2 separate regions of the Homo sapiens genome follow, and region 2 is linked to region 1. Evidence: read pairs that join two places in POLR2A ChIA-PET (ENCODE). Cell type or tissue: GM12878. All regions are shown on one strand. Each heading gives the region's core, and the rest is flanking DNA. Links, peaks and the distances in the headings are about the cores only. Region 1 overlaps C2CD5 (C2 calcium dependent domain containing 5). Region 2 overlaps LINC02955 (long intergenic non-protein coding RNA 2955).

Region 1 (5,396 bases), core at 255-5,254:
TACTATTCTATCATTATTTCAACCCATACATTAACTTTTTCAGAACCATCTGCATTATTGTATCAGTGACCTGGTATTGAACAAACATATGTTACCAAGTTCTGTTATTTTCAAGTTTGTTGTATTTTTATATAATAACTTTTTAAATATTTATAACAGTTGTAATGATATAAAAGTATCATATTAATTTAGCACGTGAAAAAATGTGTATCTTAGCTTCCAAAACCTTTAAGAAATTAGTCCAATGCCACATTACCTCCAAAACAAAAGCATCTTTTTTCCCATGTGAAAGGTCTAATTCTGTAACTTCATCCGAGCTTTCTGATTGAGATCTTAGAAGTCTTGAGCGTTGCCTAGGTTCTGGGATGGGTGATCCTATAATCTCTTCAGATATCTCCTAAAAGAAATATAATTGTTTTATATCATATGAGATTGTCTTTTCCAGTTTAAATTTTACATCTTTATATTAGTAGACACCTACCTGTGGAGAAAAAGCCTGTAAAATATACTCAGTGAAGTCCGTACTTAAGTATAACCTTTAAAACTAAACTTTTATAGCAGATATGGCAGCCTTAATGATACACGAATCAGAAAAATATATATAACTGTCACAGACATAACAAGATAAAACTGACATCTAGTGTACACACAGGACACTACAATGTGTATGGAATTGGCAGTCCTTACAGCTCTGAAATCCAGTACTGCTGTGTGTGCATATTTTCTATTCAGCATTATAAAAGTCCTAATAGGCCTTAAAAATTTAAAGACTTATGTTCCTAGAAAGAATTCTAATCTTTTATATATTTTCTTATCCACTTTCAAAGCTCCATATAGCAAAATGTGAAATATGATCAATGTATGAGTATGAATACATATATACTTATACTATGCACATATTTGCTATTCAATTTATTAAGCTAAATAAACATTGGTACTTACAATAATGATCTTTTTAAGGTCAGTGTATGGTGCAATACTGTATGGCTTAGTGAGCTTTTTGCTGTTACATAGCCAAAGATCACTAGGGGTTCTAAGTGTCTGTCGGCCACAAGGAATGCTGGAAGAATATGAATACGTGAACGCAAAAGCAAAAGCCATAGCCTATTGCTGATGCAACAGAATTGTCTTTTTAATAAACAAGGAAATTGTACATAAAATTTTTCAAAAATATATAGTTTTAAATGTTCATTGGTAGTATGCACCTTAGATAAAAGACTACCACTGCACAATTTCATAATGTAATGATCTATGGAGCACTTTCACATCAATTTATCTTATTTGTACTCCAAATTAATCTGCCCTCTATAAAGTTAACATTATAATAACTACAAAATGGAAAAGAGCTGTAATTCAGAAGTAAATTAGTAGTCTGCCTAAATTTGGAAAACTAGCAAGTGTAGAGCCAGTCTAGGTCAGTCTTTTGACACACAGTGCAACGTTATTCCCACTAGATACCACACTACTTTTTATAATTTTACAATAGTTTTAAATTCTGTTATGCCTTTGTTCACAATGCCACAGACTTAACAAATATAACTGTCTGGTATTTAATATGTTCTAGATTCATACTGAAATTTCATCACTAGTACTGTTATTCTGAGAGATGTGCATCTTATTTTGATACCTTTGATTATCTCCATAAAGCTTAAGTGGTACTACACCTTTGTATTAGAAACATTTTTTAATGTATTGACAAAAAATTTAAACAGCAGCATTTATTTCAGTGAGGGCTATCATCCTAAGAGAAGGAACACTCTGATCTACATATTCAGGGTGGACATAACACAACACTGTAATGTGTATAGTGGCCTGGTAATCAACCTTGTACACTGACTCTGTCAAAAAAAATGCTGAGAGATTATGCTAAAAGACTATAATGTAGTCAGTATCTACAATAAGGAAAGACATATTAGAAGATGCATAAACTGATGAGTACTGTTGTGAAAATACAGTCATCCTCAACACATGAAATTCATATATGTTAAAATTTTTAAAATCATAATAGATTTACTCCCTCCTTCCAAATGTAAACTGTATGACACATAGTAGCAGCTCAATAAGTACTGAATGGATGAAGTAACTTAATTCATAGTCTTATTTAAACACATCCCTGTCTCCAAAGGGCTTACATTATAGTAAAGGAAGACAGATATATAAAAACTAAGTACAATAATATGTAACAGTTTCTATACAAGTACATACAGGTACAACAAGTACACAATGGAGGAAGAGTCCATTCTTCCTGTTAGAGGTCAGGATGGATTTACAGAGGTGAGAAACACTATTAAGTAAGTAAAAAAGTTCAGCTCATATCATTAGAAATAATAAATGAAGAATATATGAAACCCTAACACAAAGCTTTACAAATCATTTTTCCCAAGTGGCATACTATAAACAGATGTTCAAATATCAAAATATAACTACCAAATAAAAATAATGTACTATAAAAATAAGCAGTCAGTAGAGTGGTGCACAGAGAACTTTTACAAAGTCTATTTTTCAAATATGAATATGTTAACACATCAACATTTGCATTCATTTTAAAGAAGCCCTAAGTCAGTATTGTTCAATAGAAATATAAAGCAAGCCACATACATAATAAAGTAAAAAGAAACAGATAAAATCCATTTTAATAAAACATTTTATTTCATTCAGTATATCCAAAATATTAAATTTTTGACACAAAATCAATACAAAAATATTCATATTTTACACTACTTTTTCACAGTAAATCTTTAAAATCCAGTGTATATTTTATACTTACTACACATTTCAATTCAGACTAGTCACAAGTCCTCAAAAGTCACATGTGGCCAGCGGCTACCACAGTGAATAATGAATAGTGCAGCTGTAGGTCATAACCTTAAAATTCCTCCCAAATTAACAACTATGCTAGAATAATATGATGAAAGCTATACATGTGACGCAACAATCCAGACACACTGTTCCAGAAGACCAGCCAAAATTAGATAAGACGTTTAAAATAATAAAAGCAATAATGTTATACTTTCTTTTTTTATTTTTTTAATTATACTTTAAGTTTTAGGGTACATGTGCACAATGTGCAGGTTTGTTACATATGTATACGTGTGAATGTTATACTTTCCTTTTGTGAAAGTCTTTCATTATCAGAGACTCATAAAAACAAATAGTTTCATTCTAATTCCAACCCATTTTTCTTTCAATTCAGACTCTTGCCATCAGTCATCCACAGAGGAGGCAGCATTGTGATACTTATTGCAAAGTTGGTAAAAAGACTGATTAAAGGAAATGACTGGGAGCAAATTTGTAAAAAAAGAAACTGTAACTGAAAAACTATATTCTTTCACATTTTTACCACCAATAAGAATCTCTTTTTACTAACAAAGAACATTTTAAACCATTTATTTCATCATTCAACAAATACTAAGAGACTACCACCAATAGGAACTTTTCTAGGCAATAGAAACAAAGCCCTCATGAAGCTTCATTCTACCAGTACTAACAGGCAAAAGACCAACAAAACACACACACTCACACACACACACACACTCACACACACACACACTCACAAAGATAAGAGCTATAGAAAACAATAAAAGAGGGAAAAGTCATAGGAAGTGGCAAAAATGAAGTCACAATTTTTAAATAGGATCGTTAGAGTAGGCTTACCCGAAAAGGAGACAGTTGAGCAAAGACATAAAGGGAGGTGAAAGAATGAGTAATAAGGAGAGCTAAACAGTGAAAAAAAAATCTTGTGTCCTCAATAAGATAACCTAAAAATATACTAATAAACAATAACTGATACATTCACAATGTAGGTTTGTTTTACTTACTGGAGGATTGATTTCATATAACTCTTTGTTTTTAGCAATTGTGTCATTTATCTTCTTCTGCATATGAGAGATGTGTTGTTCATATGAGCCATCATTAGGAGTCTTCCCAGCAATCTGAATACCACCAGGAGTTGGTAAAGCTGCTAAATACACACCTGTGGCAGACTTGTAAAAAATAATGGGGAAATAATCAGAAAAAATATCTACAGAATAACAGTCCTTAAGTTTTCATATTTAAGAATGTGGTCAACAGCTGGGTGCAGTGGCTCACACCTGTAATCCCAGTACTTTGGGAGGCCAAGGCGGGCAGATCACTTGAGGTCAGGAGTTTGAGACCAGCCTGGCCAACAAGGTGAAACCCCGTCTCTCCTAAAAATACAAAAATTAGCCAGGTGTAGTGGTGTGTGCCCATAATCCCTGCTACTCAGGAGGGTGAGGCAGGACAATCACTTGAACCCGGGAGGCAGAGGTTGCAGTGAGTCAGGATCATGCCTCTGCACTCCAGCCTGGGCAACAGAGCAAGACTCTGTCTCAAAAAAAAGAAAAAAAGGGAAAAAAAAACAAGAATGTGATCTTTGCTCATTAGGAAGAATATAATCAGCATCAGGGTATACATAGGACATCTCTGGAAAGGCACACAAAAACAACTGGTAATAAGCGTTGGTTTCTTTTGGGGAGGACCCTGGGTAGGTGGGAGACAGTTACGAAATGCGGATTTACTTTTCACTGCATACCCAATTATATTTTTTATGTTTCTACCTCACAATTTTTTTTTTTTTGAGACGAAGTCCCACGCTTTCACCCAGGCTGGAGTGTAGTGGCGTGATCTCGGCTCACTGCAACCTCCAACTCCTGGGTTCAAGCGATTCTTCTGCCTCAGCCTCCTGAGTAGCTAGGATTACAGGTGCCCACCACCACACTCAGCTAATTTTTGTATTTTTAGTAGAGATGGGTTTTCATCATGTTGGCCAGGCTGGTCTCCAACTCCTGACCTCAATTGATCCGCCTGCCTTGGCCTCCTAAAGTGCTGGGATTACGGGCCTGAGTCACTGGGCCCGGACCTACCTCATAATTTAAAAAAATATATAATTAGAATTAAAAATAGCAAAAAAAAAATTAAAGGTTGCTAAAAAATAAATTTTTCATGAATGAGCAGATGCTCTATCTTTAAAGGTGGCAAAAGTGAAGAGGAAACTTTTGCAAGGCAAGAGACTGAAATTCAGAAAGGACAGGGAACTTTCTCAAGCCAAGTCAATAAATGTGGACAAACGATCTGAACTGAGTGTTTCTCACTCTAAAACCCAAACGCATTTCACTATATTGCCCTACCTTCCTAATTAGCAGAGAAAAGTGTTTATTAGATACAGATTTATTTTAAATATCTAATTAAATTACTATTTAATATCTGACTCTGAAACAGTACTATATTTCATTAGTACTGGAAAACTATCATGGGAAATACAAAACAAGGTAACATTTATATATATCCTTATGAGCACTTATGTGTAAATATGCTAATATAAGCAAAGCAAAAAAAATAGAAGCATAAACATCAAATTGTTAACATCAAAGGAGTGG
Region 2 (5,396 bases), core at 117-5,116, 260 kb after region 1:
TTTTTTATTTACTGAATAAGTATATTTCATGTAGCTATTTATCAGAATTTAGAAGCTGGAAGCTGAGGGTATGCACAAGTTATTTCTGAAATTCCACTTATAAAAATGAGTCTTAATATAAATTACAGTTGCATTACATGGTTGTCATAGCTAAAAGCTATGAGGTTTTCTAATGTTTAAATTTTTGAATAATTAAATGAACAGCAGCATGTACAATGTAAATTCCTTAAATTTAATTAAATGATACCCCTATATAAAGGACTATTGTGAAATGTATGTGTAATGATTAAAGGGTTTAGTACATACAGAGTAATTTTCCCTAGTGCTTAAAAGGTCACCAGAAAGAAAAAAGTGACAAATATGCTGTTTTAAGCTTTTTTTTTTTTGCCACTTTAAAAATGTCACAGTGAGTGAAAGGAAAAAGCTGCCCGATAGCAGATGAATGGGTATTGACAGCTGCACCAGTGTTAAATGCTGCATGGCAGAAAAATCTAGTGAAGAAAAAACAAACTGTATTCACGTTTCCATATTGCTTTTTATTAAATTTAAGTACAGCGACTTTAACTTTGATTTATATCTGAATTTGGTAATGAAGGCAATTTGTTAGACAAATCTATGTACACACAGAAAAGATAGGTATATAATATAGGACATTTTAATCATGCACTAAATATAAAATTATCTTGACAACACATGTGATATTTTATGGTGTCCATATGGTATTGCATATGCAGTTTATAATATACAACTGGTATCTGGATAACATATGATATAGATATAAAGCACACCCTACAAGCTTAGAATTCTATGATTACACGTACACACACACACACACACACACATACATACAGAGACGCGATATTCATGGTTTCTCTGCTTTAAATATACATTTAACCTCTGCACCCATGTATTCATATTATGAAGGGCTCGAGTTACTTCTGGGGGTGTGTGAGATTTCTTTTGGCTTGAACAACTCTTTCCCCAGAAGCCTGGAAAATTCATCATATTGGATAGCCAGGTGTTCTCCATTTGCAAATATTATTACCTTATAGGATTAGAAAACGGCTTAATTATGAGAAAGGGAAAATAAACAATGCAGTCGGCAGAAAATGTCACCATACTCCATAGTCAGGCAGTGTCCTATAGATGGCATTGTCTTTGGGCATTCATAATGCACGGGGTAGGAGGTAACTTTTAAGCTGGAAACCACAGAGTTTCTGCTGGCAGTCTCTAATGCTGTCAGGCTGCCGCACTGGAGCTCTGAAACTAGACTTTTTGCTCTTTGTCATTCTTAAACATGACCATCTTCCTCTGAGGCAGGCCTGACTAATGTTTTTCCTGAATAACCATCGTTCCCAGGAGAAAGTCATCTTCAACATGCAATCTTAATCACCACAAGCAAATTTCTTGTGTATCCGTCTACCCCACTAGACAAGAGCAAAGACCCGTCCTGTTCATTCTTGGATCCCTACCACCACAGTGCAGTACCTGTCATCTAGTAGGTGCTCAACAAATTAATTCAATGAATGAATGAATGATTGCAATAGTATTTCTACCTAAAGTGGAATACCTTTCTGGAGTTCTTTAGTACTGGGGGTAATTTGTTGTACTTTTGTTGCCAGAATCACAAATAAATGAAGCCTGTCTTCAATTTTCATGAGTTTCTCAACTTTAGGAGTCTATTTTTGAAATAACTCTTTCATACTCTGCTGTCACAGTTGGCTCTGGTAACAATACTCCTGCAAAGATGATGTTTCTCCTTGTGCTTGGGGCGTTTGGTTAGGCAGATTAAGAAAAAGACTTGAAGAATGAACAAACATCACCTTAAGCTACATAGTTATAATCCATAAGAAAATAGTGAATAGTGCTAATGGAAAATACCTGAACTTTGGAGTTTTAATTTATTTTAACTTTGCAAACATCTGCAGTGTAAACTAATATCAAAAAAATTACATGAACAAAATTACTTTGTTGTATAATTAGAATATTCTACCAGCATACATAAATTTTGAAGTGAATGCTGTCATTTTTTTTTTATTTTTTTAATGTTTTTTTTTTTTTTTAATTATACTTTAAGTTTTAGGGTACATGTGCACATTGTGCAGGTTAGTTACATATGTATACATGTGCCATGCTGGTGCGCTGCACCCACTAACGTGTCATCTAGCATTAGGTATATCTCCCAATGCTATCCCTCCCCCCTCCCCCGACCCCACCACAGTCCCCAGAGTGTGATATTCCCCTTCCTGTGTCCATGTGATCTCATTGTTCAATTCCCACCTATGAGTGAGAATATGCGGTGTTTGGTTTTTTGTTCTTGCGATAGTTTACTGAGAATGATGGTTTCCAATTTCATCCATGTCCCTACAAAGGACATGAACTCATCATTTTTTATGGCTGCATAGTATTCCATGGTGTACATGTGCCACATTTTCTTAATCCAGTCTATCATTGTTGGACATTTGGGTTGGTTCCAAGTCTTTGCTATTGTGAATAATGCCGCAATAAACATACGTGTGCGTGTGTCTTTATAGCAGCATGATTTATAGTCATTTGGGTATATACCCAGTATTGGGATGGCTGGGTCAAATGGTATTTCTAGTTCTAGATCCCTGAGGAATCGCCACACTGACTTCCACAATGGTTGAACTAGTTTACAGTCCCACCAACAGTGTAAAAGTGTTCCTATTTCTCCACATCCTCTCCGGCACCTGTTGTTTCCTGACTTTTTAATGATTGCCATTCTAACTGGTGTGAGATGATATCTCATAGTGGTTTTGATTTGCATTTCTCTGATGGCCAGTGATGATGAGCATTTTTTCATGTGTTTTTTGGCTGCATAAATGTCTTCTTTTGAGAAGTGTCTGTTCATGTCCTTTGCCCACTTTTTGATGGGGTTGTTTGTTTTTTTCTTGTAAATTTGTTTGAGTTCATTGTAGATTCTGGATATTAGCCCTTTGTCAGATGAGTAGGTTGCGAAAATTTTCTCCCATGTTGTAGGTTGCCTGTTCACTCTGATGGTAGTTTCTTTTGCTGTGCAGAAGCTCTTTAGTTTAATTAGATCGCATTTGTCAATTTTGGCTTTTGTTGCCATTGCTTTTGGTGTTTTGGACATGAAGTCCTTGCCCAATTTTTTGTTTTTAAAAATATATTTTGTGATGGATGAATAATAATCACACCTGGAAACAGTTTTATAAATAAAAAATTAAATTGCATAAAATTATATTCAAAGGTGCTATTGAGTGTCAGAATTGGTTAGAAAAGATTATTATTTAGACCCTAAATACAAGCTTATGTGTTTACTAGATGTATTTATTTTTTCACAGCCAAATATGCTGTAATTTAAATGCGTAGAAACGGCATTAATGCATTCTGAGCTATGGTCATTTTTGTTGTTTTCTATGACAGTAATGCCTCTAACTCTATTACCAAATAAATCTCCCCCTAGATTTTGTAGATCTCTTGAGCTATGTGTTGACACCAAAACAAGCATATGAAAAACCAAAACCCTGTCAATCTATTAATGCCTATGTGATGTCAACCCATAGCCTCAACTCATTTTTCCTCACTGAATTGACTGATTTTTCAAATGGAGTCAAACAAATATCCAACTATTTAGTTTCCTATTACACACTTGTAAGACTGAGGATGACTGAAAAATTATCTACTCCATGGCTTCCCATTCCAAGTTTTAATGGAGACTGGTAGTCCACTACATGTATTTACCTTACTGGCCCAGCCACTTGATGTCATGTTGGTCTGCACCCCCGTAAAGAGTATCTACCCACGATGTTCTTAGGAAAAACGTAAAGATCATATTTCTGAGTTAGGTAAAATAATGAAATTGTTTGGTGTTTTCTAACCTCCACTTCTGGACCAGTAAGGCTAATGTCTGTTTCCAAGGGGAGTAGCAGCAAGGCTAATTATTTATTACCCCTTCTTCCAGAAGGAGTCGAAACTCAACAGCTTTGCTCCCTATACTTCCCCTTCTCTCTATCACAACTGGAATGGTCTATAGAGAAATTAGACAGCTGTAAATGAACATCTGTCAATGTTCTGTTCATTTGATCCTGCCAATGGACTAACTAAAGACACATCTCTTACTAAAAAGGCTTAAAATATGTAGATTTATATTGTTGAGTGTATGATAGTTGAAGAGGCTTATTCAAATCCATGAAGACTTCTGTGTTGTTGAGTTAGACCAGAGAGAGTTTATTTTGGGGAGATTTCCCGCAAGGGAAGCTTGTGGTTGGGAGAAGCATATTAGCTCAGGGTGGTTGTCCTTTGGGAGTAGGCCACTTAATCTGAGGGAATTTGGGAAGGGTAGACTATAAATCCCTAAATTAGAATTTGGCTGGAATACTAGGATCAATACCTCTCTTTTTAATAAAATTACCAAGGGACTGTTAATAATCCCTGAAGTCTGACCAAGAGCCAGACTTATAGAGGGCTTATTACTTACTAAAACTCTGACTACATAAAACCAATAAGTGAACCATTCTTTATTTAATTGGCTTTGCTTGCCAATCATAATGGCCATTTGGACTAGCCACATGGTCAATAGGTTCTGTCTTTAATCTGAATATTTCAGATTGACCCTTTTCCACTCTTTTGTCTTTAAGCAGGTGAACACAGTGGCCTAAGAGTGACTTCCACTTGTTTAGTTGGATTTTCCAAGTGGCCTAAATTATTTGTCAATAAATTGATTAGCACTATTGGGAGTCACAGGAACTCTTGAGTGATCAGGAGACTATATGGTTTCTGGAAGCCATAACCTGAGCCCAGGGAATAAATGAAGTTCTGAGAGTAATTTAGGAGCTAAGAAAATTTAGTACATCAGATAATAACTTACTCAACAGTACCCTGGAGGTTTGAAGAGTTAATGTAATTTCTGAACCTGTGTAAGTTATTGCCAGGGAGTAGCTTCACATGGATGGAAGAGAATTCAATGTACCATCATAATCTTTTACAGTATCTGGGTTCACCTTTGACATCTATTTTGGACTTGCTTCATCTCTAGTTTTAAGTTTATGAAATGTGGGCTTCTTGGTAGCATTTTTAATCACCTCACCACCTTAGAAATCCTTTCCCATTCATACTATCTTCTCAGAATTTATAAAATAGATTTCAGAATTCACTATAATAAATTCCTTGCTCTAAATTTCATTTGGATTCTAATTATTTTCCAAGTAGAAATGGTCACTGGTTTTTAGTCATATCAACTGTCTCTGAAAAGTTTCCTTTGAAATATCTCATTGTTAGAAGCAATTTTAAGAATATATTTTAAAAGATATGAGATACATGAGTTGCATGAGATATACAAGTTTTGTGTATTCCCAATCTGTATTTTAATACCACATATACTTCATATATATACTATGTGTATATAATACTAC

What was found. Peaks named below come from ENCODE experiments on the same cell type or tissue, not always from the same donor. Only the 100,000 strongest peaks of a DNase experiment are listed, where the experiment ranks them.
Region 2: POLR2A ChIA-PET joins it to region 1 with 6 read pairs; 2 of 35 experiments call an interaction of 5 or more read pairs at or near these places.

The regions. Positions count from the first base shown.
Region 1 is chr12:22,474,495-22,479,890 of GRCh38, forward strand. It overlaps C2CD5 (C2 calcium dependent domain containing 5), which reads right to left. Exons shown (of 27, transcript NM_001286176.2): 15 at 3,819-3,983; 16 at 257-397. Among named protein-coding and RNA genes, the nearest start is that of C2CD5, 67 kb to the right of the region's middle. In GM12878, for the core only: no CTCF peak of the experiment used is centred there; no DNase peak of the experiment used is centred there; H3K27ac peaks cover 464 bases.
Region 2 is chr12:22,732,706-22,738,101 of GRCh38, forward strand. All of the region lies in intron 1 of LINC02955 (long intergenic non-protein coding RNA 2955), which reads left to right. Among named protein-coding and RNA genes, the nearest start is that of LINC02955, 36 kb to the left of the region's middle. In GM12878, for the core only: no CTCF peak of the experiment used is centred there; no DNase peak of the experiment used is centred there.